4 separate regions of the Homo sapiens genome follow, and all the other regions are linked to region 4. Evidence: chromatin contacts called from ENCODE Hi-C or POLR2A ChIA-PET data. All regions are on one chromosome and are shown on one strand. The core of a region is the stretch at or near the end of the contact, and the rest is flanking DNA. Distances in the headings are between cores, read along the strand shown. Region 1 holds the start of FAM13B-AS1 (FAM13B antisense RNA 1). Region 2 holds the start of CDC23 (cell division cycle 23). Region 3 holds the start of NDUFA2 (NADH:ubiquinone oxidoreductase subunit A2). Region 4 holds the start of MATR3 (matrin 3).

What was found. A loop is a pair of places that touch in the nucleus more often than their neighbours do. ChIA-PET counts read pairs that join two places held with the same protein, here RNA polymerase II (POLR2A). Pooled maps may share reads with other maps.
Region 1: a pooled map shows a loop between it and region 4 (9-fold over the local background). The contact joins the promoter of FAM13B-AS1 here to the promoter of MATR3 in region 4. A Hi-C loop is called at or near these places in 1 of 37 single-sample maps with no recorded cell type and 8 of 50 pooled maps. POLR2A ChIA-PET finds 5 or more read pairs at or near these places in 1 of 52 experiments (Caco-2).
Region 2: a loop to region 4 is called in a pooled map, with 8 times the contacts of the local background. The contact joins the promoter of CDC23 here to the promoter of MATR3 in region 4. A Hi-C loop is called at or near these places in 7 of 50 pooled maps. POLR2A ChIA-PET finds 5 or more read pairs at or near these places in 2 of 52 experiments (H1 and activated B cell).
Region 3: a loop to region 4 is called in a pooled map, with 4 times the contacts of the local background. The contact joins the promoter of NDUFA2 here to the promoter of MATR3 in region 4. A Hi-C loop is called at or near these places in 1 of 168 maps with a recorded cell type or tissue (breast epithelium) and 4 of 50 pooled maps. POLR2A ChIA-PET finds 5 or more read pairs at or near these places in 3 of 52 experiments (B cell, CD4-positive, alpha-beta T cell and T-cell).

What each region holds. Positions count from the first base shown.
Region 1 is chr5:138,031,400-138,034,553 of GRCh38, forward strand. FAM13B-AS1 (FAM13B antisense RNA 1) reads left to right here and starts at 1,375. Exons shown (of 2, transcript NR_037900.2): 1 at 1,375-1,553. It overlaps FAM13B (family with sequence similarity 13 member B), which reads right to left and starts at 1,680. Exons shown (of 24, transcript NM_001385994.1): 1 at 1,383-1,680. It overlaps LOC124901077 (a long non-coding RNA gene), which reads left to right and starts at 1,740. Exons shown (of 2, transcript XR_007058952.1): 1 at 1,740-1,852; 2 at 2,096-3,154. RefSeq lists enhancers at 709-768, 869-1,752 and silencers at 1,259-1,328, 1,339-1,388.
Region 2 is chr5:138,211,812-138,214,820 of GRCh38, forward strand. CDC23 (cell division cycle 23) reads right to left here and starts at 1,512. Exons shown (of 16, transcript NM_004661.4): 1 at 1,341-1,512; 2 at 1,180-1,252. The coding sequence starts at 1,501. RefSeq lists an enhancer at 1,529-1,823.
Region 3 is chr5:140,646,169-140,649,171 of GRCh38, forward strand. NDUFA2 (NADH:ubiquinone oxidoreductase subunit A2) reads right to left here and starts at 1,462. Exons shown (of 3, transcript NM_002488.5): 1 at 1,315-1,462; 2 at 1,088-1,194. The coding sequence starts at 1,415. It overlaps IK (IK cytokine), which reads left to right and starts at 1,661. Exons shown (of 20, transcript NM_006083.4): 1 at 1,661-1,756; 2 at 2,303-2,369. The coding sequence starts at 1,741. It overlaps MIR3655 (microRNA 3655), which reads left to right and starts at 1,676; the gene lies at 1,676-1,758. It also overlaps a transcript of TMCO6 not described here. RefSeq lists enhancers at 1,040-1,459, 1,200-1,735.
Region 4 is chr5:139,292,389-139,295,465 of GRCh38, forward strand. It overlaps MATR3 (matrin 3), which reads left to right and starts at 1,352. Exons shown (of 15, transcript NM_018834.6): 1 at 1,352-1,417. It overlaps LOC124901081 (a long non-coding RNA gene), which reads right to left and starts at 1,169. Exons shown (of 4, transcript XR_007058956.1): 1 at 886-1,169. RefSeq lists enhancers at 1,424-2,127, 2,128-2,830.

The DNA.
Region 1 (3,154 bases), core at 125-2,624, 1.3 Mb before region 4:
GAAGGGGGCAAGGCACGGTGACTCACGCCTGTAATCCCAGAACTCTGGGAGGCTGAGGCAGGCGGATCACTTGAGGTCAGTTCAAGACCAGCCTGGCCAACTTAGTGAAATCTGATCTCTACCAAAAATACAAAAATTAGTCAGGCGTGGTGGCGGGCGCCTGTAGTCCCAGCTACTCAGGAGGCTGAGGCAGGAGAATCGCTTGAATCCGGGAGGAGGAGGTTGCAGTGAACCGAGATCGCTCCACTGCACTCCAGCCTGTACGACAGAGCGAAACTGTCTCAAGGAAAAAAAAAAAAAAGTAAGAAGGCGCTCCCAATGGATATACAAATAATTATCAGTCCATTCAATTCCATCAACAAGCACTTAGTAAATGCACAGTACCTGTGAGAAAACCAGGCCAACAAGCATTTCAAGGTTACCAAAAAAGGAAGGTTGAAAATAGCCTCACACTAACCCAGCTCTAAAAAGACAAATAATTCAAAACCACCCTTTAATGTCTGTCTCTCTAAACAGGTGCACCCCAGTTAATGTTAATAGTCTGCATTACTACTGGTAATGATTCTGGCTACCATTTTAGATTATCAGATCCTTCAAAGTAAATGCCCAACTTTTTTCACTGATTAGAAGGCGAAACGGGGAACCAAATGAAATAATCCACCGTCTTTCTAAAAGTCAGTTTGATTTTAACTGATTACAAACAAAAAGGGCTTAACAGTTTCCCACTGCGCAAATGTGCCAACCGATTCCTACAACCTCATCTAGGAAACCAGGCGTGCCACGCGAACCCTAATGCTATACAAAGTGTCCCCCTCCAGCCTGGCCTATGCAGAGCGCATTCTAGACAAGGCCCCAGTGCACCAACAGCCCAATTTTGGCTATATTCTCTGAGCGATTTAAGGAAGTCCGCAACCACTCATCTCACGTGACCTTAAAAAGGGGCGCAGTTGAGCCCAGAATAAAACACACTCCTTTTTCTTCTACATCAACTTCACTGCCCAGCATGAAGGAAGTGGGCGGGGAAGAGGCGCAGCGCCAGCGGGCAGGAGAGGTCAGCAAAGAAACGTGGGGTGTCGCGCCATCTACTCTGGAGGGGCTGGAGGTGAGGGGCACGCCCGCTCAACTGCACTGCAGCCGCTGCAAATCCAAGGCTGCCACACCCCCCGGCAGCCAGGGACACGGCTTCATCTTCCTCTTTCTCCAGCGGAAAGGGGGCCCTCTCCACGGAACGCCCCACCTGCTAGAGTCCTCCACATCCCGAAACGCAACGCCCGAGAGCAGGCGCGGGTGGCAGGCGGCGCTGGGGGGCAACAGGAGGGGAAGGGCCGCGGCGACCTGCAACCCGCGCATGCGCAGATCCGGGTACCCGCCCGTTTACCTACCGTTGGAACCGCGATGCCCCGTTCCCTGGCCGCGGCCGCTTCTCCAGGACCCGCGGCGACGGCAAGAGGGCGAGAACTGAGGCCCCAAGTGGCTCCGCGGCCGAGAAGCCTCTTCCTGGGGCGGCCGCTGACGGGAGGTTAAAGCTACGGCTGTGGCGCGGGGCCAGCCCGGTAAGCGACCCCCCGGATACCCCCGGCGGTGGTGGCGACGCAGACGCGGAACAGGGGGAGAGAGTGGCGACAGAGGCGGCGGCTGAGGTGCAGAGCCTCCCTAACGGCGAGCGGGAGGAGAGCGGCTGGCGGGCGGAGGCCGGGCCGGACGTGACGTGCGTGGGAGGGGGCGGGGCAGGCCGCTGGTGGGGGCGGGGCGGCGAGGGTCCCCACCCCCACAGCATTCCGGGCAGCGGCCCTGTGTCCTGCAAGCTTGAGGACCGCGGTTCCTCTCCCACCAATTGGGGTCCTGAATTAGGGTGCGAGCAGCCAGGCGCCATCCCGGGGCGGGTTGTGGGGTCCTCGGTATGGGGAGGTTGGGAAACAGAGAGGACACTGGGGAGAGGAAAGATAAAGGGAAAATCCGGAACACAGAGATCGCTTCTGGTCTCTGCGGAGGAAGCCAGGCCCCCAGGGCGCCCATATCCAGGTGAGGAGCACAGAGACCTGAACCGAAAACCGCTGGGGGAGACCTAAGCGGTGACTTCGGTTCCCATTCCCAGAGATGTGAGTTAGATCCGGGACCACGGGGCTGCACCTGCGTCCTGCCCGCCCCCACCCTACCCCTTCACCTCAGGACCTGACCTAGACTCCAGAGAGAACAGTAAGGCTTCGGTGCCTTAGTCTGGGACTGTGGAAGTCGATAGGCTGCGGGCTTACAGGGAGCTTCGTATACTAAAATCAGCCAGCTGCGGAGGCAGAGCTGAAAGGAGGCAGAAAGAATGAGCTCTCTGAACTTGCATGGCTACCCAGACCATCCCTACAACTCCCTTGAACTCACAAGGGTATGAATATTCAGCCAATCTCTTCTTTGTTATAGTCTGTTAAGGGCTTTGAGATCTTCCATTTGGACTCCTTGACAGCCGGTAGATCAACACCTGCACAAAAAATAGCAGCCACCACAATTCAGTTGTCCCTTACCTACCTGAGCTGGAAGTTAGTAACTTGGAAAATGTAAAACAAGAACCCTCATAGAACTTGGGACAAGATTTGAAAAAAATAAAGTTACCCTATGAAATGATCTGTAAATGGGCTACAGAGGCCACAGTGTCTCCCACATTTCATCAGAGAGAGTAAACCATGTGTAACCTAAGTGTCACATACCCAGTTAATGCTGTCATAACCGAAGGGTGGGGTCCACAAAGAGTCTAAAACCAGAAGAATCTGAATAAGAATGTTCTATGAGGCTCCCAGGAACTCTGTCCAGGAACGAGGCAACTGATTCTAATGACCAGAACCAACACTTACTCTCAGGGCAGTTAAATCTTAATTCAGATTCACTCACTCATTCAACAGATACTTAGTGAATGCTTACTATGTTCTAGTCTCTTAAGATACGTCAGTAAATCCCTGCCTTCGTGGAGTTTATATCCTAGCAAACCTAAATTCTGGATCTCCGTTAAGAGCATACAAAGGCCCATACTCTGATTCCAAACTCAGCTAGTAGCCTTTCCATCATTCAGGGAGTCTCTCAAATAAATCTACATACCCAATAAGAAGGGATTGTCCAAGGCATATAACTAGGACTAGTTATACTAGCTGTACAGTTTTTGTCAATAAAT
Region 2 (3,009 bases), core at 262-2,761, 1.1 Mb before region 4:
ACAACAAAAACAATTATTTATCCTATTCAGGACCAACGATGGGCCTAGGCATTATGAAAGTGGGCACAAGAGTAAAAGCTAATGAGACAAATATAAACTGCATTGACTCAAAAAATTTACCTAAGAGTATACCGTATGCTTTACCCTTATTGCTTTATTTAATCTTCTTGAAAATGCAGCAATTATTAACATTATCTATAGATGAGAAGGCTGTCACTTAGAAATCATTTGCCCACATTGGTGCTGCTAATAAAGAACTTGACCGAAATATAGATGCAAGCACCAGGCACACTTCTAAGCGGTCTATATTATTATCTCATTGACTTCTCTCAATATCCCCATTGAGTAGATACTATTACTATCGTCACTGCACAGATGAGGAAACTGGCTCAGAAGGTTAAGTTGCCAAAGGTCATTTGAACCCAGAGTCGTCTCAATCCAGCACCCAAACTTAACCATTATTTGCTATGCTGATCAGACAACAGTGTAGGTATTGTAAAAACTTTATTTATTTATTATTTATTTTGAGACAGTGTCCCGCTCTGCCCTCGGGCTGGAGTGCAATGGCGCGATCTCAGCTCACTGCAACCTTCGCCTCCCGGGTTTAAGCGATTCTCCTGTCTCAGCCTCCCGAGTAACTGGGATTACAGGCGCGCGCCACCATGTCCGGCTAATTTTGTATTTTTACTAGAGACGGGGTTTCACCGTGTTGGCCAAGCTGGTCTCGAACTCCTAACCTCGTGATCCGCCCACCTCGGCCTCCTAAAGTGTTGGGATTACAGGCGTGAGCCACCGCGCCAGACCAAAACTTTTGATTCTTCTCATCCTTTTGGGTATTTATTATGAGATATCCTTATAATAATTCCTTATAATAATATTTACTATTATGAGGCACTCTTATGTCTAGGTTTGGCTATAAGCCCTAAAAGGCTGAAATCATAAGCAGTAATTGTTTACTAATTCTCCCCAGCTTTAAATAAGAGCACCACCAAGTCTTTCAAAGCTCAAGAAAACTAAATGGATAAAATCATTTAAAACACTCAGCTCTTTGAATGCCTGAATTCCCTCTACAAACATTTCTGCTAAGCAGTTTGCTCTCCTCCAGTGACAGGGCACTCAGTGGCTCTTGAGGCACACCCCTGGGTTGATGGGGAGCGCTCACTGTAAACATGTCCTTACCTCTGTAATAGGCGGAGGCGGTTGCAGCTCGGCCAGAGGCAATGCAGGGAGAGAGAAAGCCAACTCCGCCGACCTGGAACACCCACACAAACTAGATCAGCTCGACAAGCCCCCCAAGGCCAAGGATCCAAGCCCCGTCCCTTCCCACTCCAACATCTCACCATTTGCTACTGTGTAGTAGGCCCCGCTCCCGGGTAAGGCCCGCAATAAGCAGCAGTTGCTTTTTAATTTCCCGCAAATCTGAGAAATCGCTGTTTATGGACAGGACAGGCGCCACTGCCGCCGTCACAGCCACCGGGACCATGGAGGTACTCGCAGCCATTTTCCCGACTCGGGCCACTCCAGCCAATCATCGGCGATAATACTGGCTGCCCATCTGCACCAAAAATATCTGCCTGTCATTGGCCGGCTCTTGCTCCGGAAAAACCAATCATAGGTCTTATTTCTGAAACGTCACGAAGAGGCGGGGGAAAAGAAACAACTACATCCCCAAATGGCCAAGAGCTACTGAGGCGGGAAAATTAGAAAATAGGCGGGGCGAGGGAGAAGCCACGACCTCTGGGCGGGGCGGGGAAGAGGGGAATGAGTGACTGGGAAAAGTAAACTGGGAAGCTAGGGGTGGGAGTAGGGGCAAGAAAGGGTGGAGAAGGGAGAGTGCCTTTCACGGGTGATGTGATTGGATGAAAAATAGAAAGGGTGTAGTTTCAGGGCCGACTCTGTACCAGATAATGACAAAGTGATGTATATGCTAGGAAAGATGCATGGTAGCCTCTGGATTCTTCCTTAAAATAGGAGGATGTATCGCCCCATGTGGAGGATTTTTCCTCTTTGTCTACCCTTTCTTACCCCGGGTAGCCCGGGGAGGTGGGGGTGAGAGCATTGTTCTGTAACATTTATTTAACAATAATTGTTAACATTTCACATTTATTGAGGGTTTATCCTACAACAGGTTCTGCTCTTTTACAACTATAATCTGGTTTAATCCTAAAAACAGCACTATGATATTCGTATCATCCCAATTTTATAGAAAGAAAAACGGAAGCTCGGCCAGGCGCGGTGGCTCAAGCCTGTAATCCAACACTGTGGGAGGCCGAGGCGGGCGGATCACGAGGTCAGGAGATCGAGACCATCCTGGCCAACACGGTGAAACCCCGTCTCTACTAAAAATACATAAAAATTAGCCGGGCGTGGTGGCACGTGTCTGTAGTCCCAGCTACTCGGCAGGCTGAGGCAGGAGAATCGCTTGAACCTGGGAGGCGGAGGTTGCAATGAGCCGAGATCGTGCCATTGCACTCCAGCCTGGGCGACAGAGCGAGACTCCGTCAAAAAAAAAAAAAAAAAAAAACAAAACCAGAAAAGAAAAAAAAGAAAAAACGGAAGCTCAGAGAAGTTCTATCACTCTTCCAAGGAGAGAGTCTAGACTATAAACCAGATTTTACTCCAAAGCCCAATGTTCTTAAACATTACATGAACATTTTCGGCGTTTTTTGGTTTTTATCCTTTCATAGTAGTATACTATCTTACCAACCCCTCGGGAATTTTTTTTGAAACCATTTTGTCATTCACTGGGTGTTATATAGAAGTTATCTATTTTTAAATTGTTATTTTATTATTTTATTTATTTTAAGAAAGGGTCTCGGCCGGGCGCGGTGGCTCACGCCGGTAATCCCAGCACTTTGCGAGGCGAAGGCGGGCGGATCACGAGGTCAGGAGATCAAGACCATCTTGGCTAACACGGTGAAACCCCTGTCTCTACTAAAAATACAAAAAAAAAAAAAATTAGCCGGGCGTGGTGGCAGGCACCTGTAGTCCCAGCTACTCTGGAAGCTG
Region 3 (3,003 bases), core at 212-2,711, 1.4 Mb after region 4:
CCCGGCTAATTTTTGTATGTTTAGTAGAGACGGGGTTTTACCATGTTGGCCAGGCTGGTCTTGAACTCCTGACCTCAGGTGATCCACCTGCTTCAGCCTCCCAAAGTGCTGGGATTACAGGCGTGAACCACCGCACCCAGCTGGGTACCCATTCTCTAGGCTCCCATAGGCTATCTAACATAATACCCAGCACAATACACTAAAGTTACTCGTGTCTATCTCCTCCTGTAGTCTACTGGCTTTTGGAAGGAGAAGCTTTTTTCCTTCTCCAATTATTAGTGCATGTCTAATGTCTACTGTGTCTCACAGATATCTACTCTGAGAACCAATCTGCTTAAGGTGGTCACTCTCCTCCACCTCCTCCCGTCATTCCCAGGGCACCATATAGTTAAAAGCTGTGATTAAAATCCTGTTATTCAGTATGTATAAACATTTATTGCATACCTACAATGTGTTAGGCAACATGATAGGAAAATTTCATTTTGCAATACATTGCCATGCCAGTCTTAGAGGGGTAAGTGCATTCTAGGAAGGGGAATAAATGTAAAGGCTCAATCCTGTTAAACTCTAGCTGCATCTAAAGTTGCAGCTAGAGTTTAACAATAGTGCAAAACAAAGTTTTGATTCCGTTTTCTAATCTCTACAGTGAGAAAAGAAGAACACGCTTCCTCCTAACTAATGAAGATTAAATGAGTTAGGCAGGGAAGCACTCAGCACAGGGCCCAGCTCTATGTGCAAAATTACTGAGATTCTCACACACTACCTGGACTGACACTGGCTACACGTTATTTGGAGAAACTATATTGACTAACTTCTCTCCTGTCTGAAGCCCATTCTTAACTACAAAAACGTCAGCTCCTGGTCCCTACGCAGGATTCGGTCAGCCTGCATACTTATGTTGCCCGGAATACAACGCATCATATAACCCTGCGAATATAAATTTCTTCATGGAAACAAGATCAACAGCAAGGCTAAAGTCCGAGTTCTAGTTTCTCCACGGGTTTCTGCACGACCTTGGGCGGTCCCTTCTCTTCTCAAACCCTTGTTCCCCTACCGGAGCCCCAGACCCCTGGCGTCCCGCACTCACCGTAGCGGGCCCAGAGCTTGGGCTGCACATCGGAGCATTCGCGGATTAGGATGGGTAGGTCGGGATTCGCCTTCTTCAGCTCCACGTAGCGTTTCTCAATGAAGTCCCTGCGGGGCCGGAGAGAGCGCCGCGCGTGCTGTGGGCGGGGGCTTCCCTCAACTTCAGGGAGGTCGAGGTCGTGACCCTGGCGTCCCGAAGCCCGCCCGCCTCACCACGCCGCGCCTCACCTGACGCCCTGGCTGCCGGGCGAGCGCTGACATAAGTGGATGCGAATCTCACGCAGGCCCAGCTTTGCCCCGACTCCTCGACTTGCTGCGGCCGCCGCCATCCTTGTTAATATCGAAGTCGCCAATTCCAGGTCTTCAGGCCAAGTGCTCCGGTCTGACCAACCGCGGACCCTAAAGCCTAGCCCATAGGCTGCATGAGGCAGGGGCGGGGTAAAGCTTGGCCAATGATATAAAAGTATTGTAGGACCGCTGCGAGGTCAATTTCTTTGCGCTCGGGGTTGGTCGGAGGGAAAAACAGGAAGCGGAAAGGCTGCGAACGCAAAGCAGTGTGGGTTGATTCTGAGGTGCACTGTGGGAAAGAGCTTGTCGCTGCGGTGTTGCTGTTGGAGACTCGATTGTTGGTGACAGCGAAAGAACGATAACAAAATGCCGGAGCGAGATAGTAAGGCTCAGGCCATCCGTTATTTCTTCCCCATGGCACTTGGGGCACTTGGCGCATTATTGTAGCTTCTGAGCTTAAGCCGGGTGTGTGTGTGTGTGTGTGTGTGTGTGTGTGTGTGTGTATGTATGTATGTGTGACGCTTGAGCCCGGAGAAGCCACAGGGTCCTAAGTGAGGCCGACAGCTCCAAACTCCGTCCCCAGTCCTCACTCCTACTCCAAGTGATGATGGGCGGCTTTTGTGCGTGGATCGCTTTCCCCCAGTCCTGTCCCCATACTTAATCCTGGGTTGCGCGTATTTATCTTTTACGTAGTATTTTAGACGTGATCTTCCGGAAGTCTTCTCTGATCCTCCAGCGCAGGATTAGGGTCCTCTGCTTTGTGCTCCCACAGCTTCTTGTAGTTTCCTATTTCAGCACTTATTACATTGTGTTGACACTGTCGCTGTTCTAACTTTTGTTCTGTATTGTTCACTACTATATCTCAAATTTTTGCATAGGATCTGACACGTAAGAGACTGATTAAATTAACGTCAATTTTTTTTGTCAGGTGAGCCGTTCTCCAACCCTTTGGCCCCCGATGGCCACGATGTGGATGATCCTCACTCCTTCCACCAGTGAGTATTTTGTGCTAGGACCATGGAAATGAGTTGGGCAATGAATAGAAAAGTGGTGGTGATGGTGAAAGAATTCTGAATGTCTTGTCATCAAGGATGGTAAAAAATTATACCCGCTGGCCCTTTATCTCTGTGAGCCTTAACTGGATCAGGCCAAGTGCATAAGGGTATTAGAAGGGAAATTCCTGCAGGAAAGGTGTTAAGTTTTTTTTTTTTTTTATACGTGTTGTGTAATTACACATTATATAGGAATTACTTCTTCCAATAGCAAATTAAAACATAGGAAATAAGGGTAAAATCATCTTTTTATTTTTTTTGAGACTGAGTTTCGCTCTTGTTGCTCAGGCTGGAATGCAGTGGTGCGATCTCGGCTCACCACAACCTCCGCCTCCCGGGTTCAAGCAATTCTCCTGCCTCAGCCTTCCGAGTAGCTGGGATTACAGGCATGTTCCACTACGCCCGGCTAATTTTGTATTTTTAGTAGAGATGGGGTTTCTCCATGTTGATCAGGCTGGTCTTGAAATCCCGACTTCAGGTGATCCACCCGCCTCTGCCTCCCAAAGTGGTGGGAGTACAGGCGTGAGCCACCGTGCCTGGCCCCCGATAAAATCATCTTTGATAACATCCCCAATTC
Region 4 (3,077 bases), core at 102-2,601:
CCATATTATAATCATTAACTGTGCTGGAAAATTCCCAACTCTCCAGATGCGGAGTTCTGCAAGGATGGTTGGGGAGAGAGTTGCAGCCAGATTAGGTCTCCAAACAATTTACTTAAGCCTCTGAAGGCCGGAGCTCAAATCCCTCCAACCCGGGTACCTAACCAGTACCTCAGTCCCAAGAGTGTATTGCATTCAGTCAAATTCACCAAAAGGCGGCGGTGGTCTTTAGGAAGGAAAAGGCTCGCGGTCCTCCGCCTCAACGACCCTCCTGCACAGAATTCCTGATTTTAAAAACCAGCTGGCCACTTTGGGAGGCCGAGGCGGGCGGATCACAAGGTCAGGAGATCGAGAGCATCCTGGCTAACACGGTGAAACCCCCGCCTCTATTAAAAATGCAAAAAGAAATTAGCCAGGCGTCGTGGCGGGCGCCTGTAGTCCCAGCTACTCCGGAGGCTGAGGCAGGAGAATGGCGTGAACCCGGGAGGCGGAGTTTGCAGTGAGCCGAGATCGCGCCACTGCACTCCAGCCTGGGTGACAGAGTGAGACTCCGTCTCAAAACAAAAAACAAAACAAAAAAAACAGCTGGCTGGGCGTGTAGGCTCACGCCCTTAATCCAATGCTGAGAGGCGGAGGCGGGAGCACTGCTTGAGCCAAGGAGTTCCAGACCAGCCTAGGCAAAATAACGAGACACCATCTCTACGGAAAAAATAAAAATAAAAAAGTTAGCTGGCCATGGTGGTGCGAGCCTGTAGTCCCAGCTACTGGGGAGGCTGAGGTGGGAGGATCCCTTGAGGATAGGAGTTCGAGGCTGCAATGAGCCATGATAACGCCAGCGCACTCCAACCTGAGCAACACAGTTTATTTATGATAAATAAATAAACATACCTAAATAAAAACCAGCCAAAATGGTATCGTTTTCCCTTTGTGGCCCCAATATCTGGCGCTTTCCACCATTCCTTGGCAAACAGAACAACCAGAGAGCATAAAAGTCGAGTCTAAGCCAGGGACTCTCGCGAATCCCTTCTAAGGCATACCCTATTTAAACTTTGTATTATGCTATTCAGGAGGTTGACAAACAGCCTTTTCGGGAATGGGACTCGAACTCGTAAGCCACGTCTGTTCCTCCATTTCCCGCCTCAGCTGGATGACGGAGAGGGATCTCCGGGATTAAAGAACAACGACCGCAGGCGAGTGCACGAGCGAGGTGCGCGCGCTGAGTAGGGGGAGGGGCCTGGCGCGCGCCGAACCAGATCGAGGGGGTGGGGGCGAGCTCTCTCGCGAGAGTGGGTTTGTTCTTGGGCTGCAGCCGCTGCCGCCGCTTCTCGCCAGCGCCGTTGCTGCGGGGGATTGTGGGAGTCTCCGCGTCCCGCTCGCTGGGAGAGAGGTACCTCTCCTTTTCCCTCTCCCTTTCCCTAAGGTAGGCGTGAAGCGGGTAAGAGTCGGGGTCGGGTGGCTGGGGGTTCTCCGTGTCCGCCGGGAGGGGACAACGACGGCGACAGGGGCTGCGGGGAGCCGGCGGCGCGCCTTTCTTGCTCGCTCCCGCTCTGCCTCCCTCCGCGTTGCGTATGTGAGCCGCCTGATCGGCGGCCGCCATGTTAGGAGCGCAGTGGCGGCGCAACCAGCCTTCTAGGGCGGCGGAGGTGAGCGGTCCGGGAGGGAAACACGCGGCCGGCCAAGGGCCCAGGGTGCGGCGGGAGATTTTGGGTGAAGAGGTGCGCTGACCGGCCGAGCTTCCTGCGCGTCCTGGGCTCGTTGTGGGCGGGGGCGGGACGACTAGCCCGTTACACGCGGGCCGCGGCGCTGAGGGGGAGGGAGGAGCTCGCTCGAGGCCTGAGGGACAGACTGTACACTGGGGGCTTGCCGTTTGAGGAGGATGGTTAAGATATCTAAGTCCTTGGGTAGCGCCAGTGCCAAATAACCCGTTCGCCTTTTTTTCTCTGAAAATGTTCCCCCAAAATGGAGGATTTCGCAGACTCTGAAGAGCCTGCTTGTTTGAGCAGCGTTTCTTTCTTTTCCCGGTGTCTCGGCCTTCACGCCGCTCCTTGCCCATCGCCTCAGAGCGCCCCCTAAGACTCCCGGCCCACACGCGCGCGCGCGCGCGGCGTTAGCTGGACATCAGAAACAATTCCTCCCCGCCCCCCATCGCGTAAAAATGGCCGAAAAATGAAACGTTAACGCTTGTTTTTCGTACTGCGTCGTGGAACAAGCCGCCTGCAGTACAGTGCGAGGCGGGTGATTTGCACTTGTTTAGTCAAGTCACCTCACATCCTTTTTCTCTTTATCAAAATAGTATTAGTCCAGGTTCCTCCAGAGAGGATCGTGTGGTGTGGGACCTTCCGGTTTCCAGACAAAGGGTTTTGGAGTACCGTGGTGTAGTCGCCGCATCGTTCTTTGCATTTCGAGCTCTGTGCCATGTTCTGTGTTCGGCATTTACCGTGGATGAATATCCCCTAGGTGTTTATCCTGCTCTGTGGCCCTGTTCTGTGGAATATTCCTATTGGATCAGTTACAGTTTTTTAGCCAGATATTTCTAGAACGGTTATGGTGGTTCTGAAATGGCTAGTCTTTCGGGCGCGCTGGAATAATGTGAAGAATCGTTGATTTCGTAGGTAGGGGTCACGAGATTTTGTATTGGTACTGCGTTCTGTGTTTTAAACCTTGGCTTAAGATTTCTGAATAGTCGGTAAAATACATTTTTCTCCCAGGGAAATCTAAACAGTTGACTATGCGGACAAAAATGATGTTTCAGGCTATTTTAATAAATGTTTAAAATTTCCCTTTAAAAACATTTCTTTACTAATGGCTCAGTCATCTACGCAGTCTATCGACGTTTTTCACAGTATTGTTTTAAAAATCAAGAAAGGCTTGACATTTTCGTTGCAAAAACGCTCTGGATGATGCCTTTTCCACTTAAATAGAATGTTTTTGCAAACTCGAAATTAAACAACATTAAAATACTGCATGAAGTTTCTTGGTTATGTAAGATTTGGAAAAGATCATTTAGCCAGATGTGTGTTGAAGTGCTTTAAATTTGTATTTCTTCCTTTGCACTTAACAGTATATACTTAGAACATTAC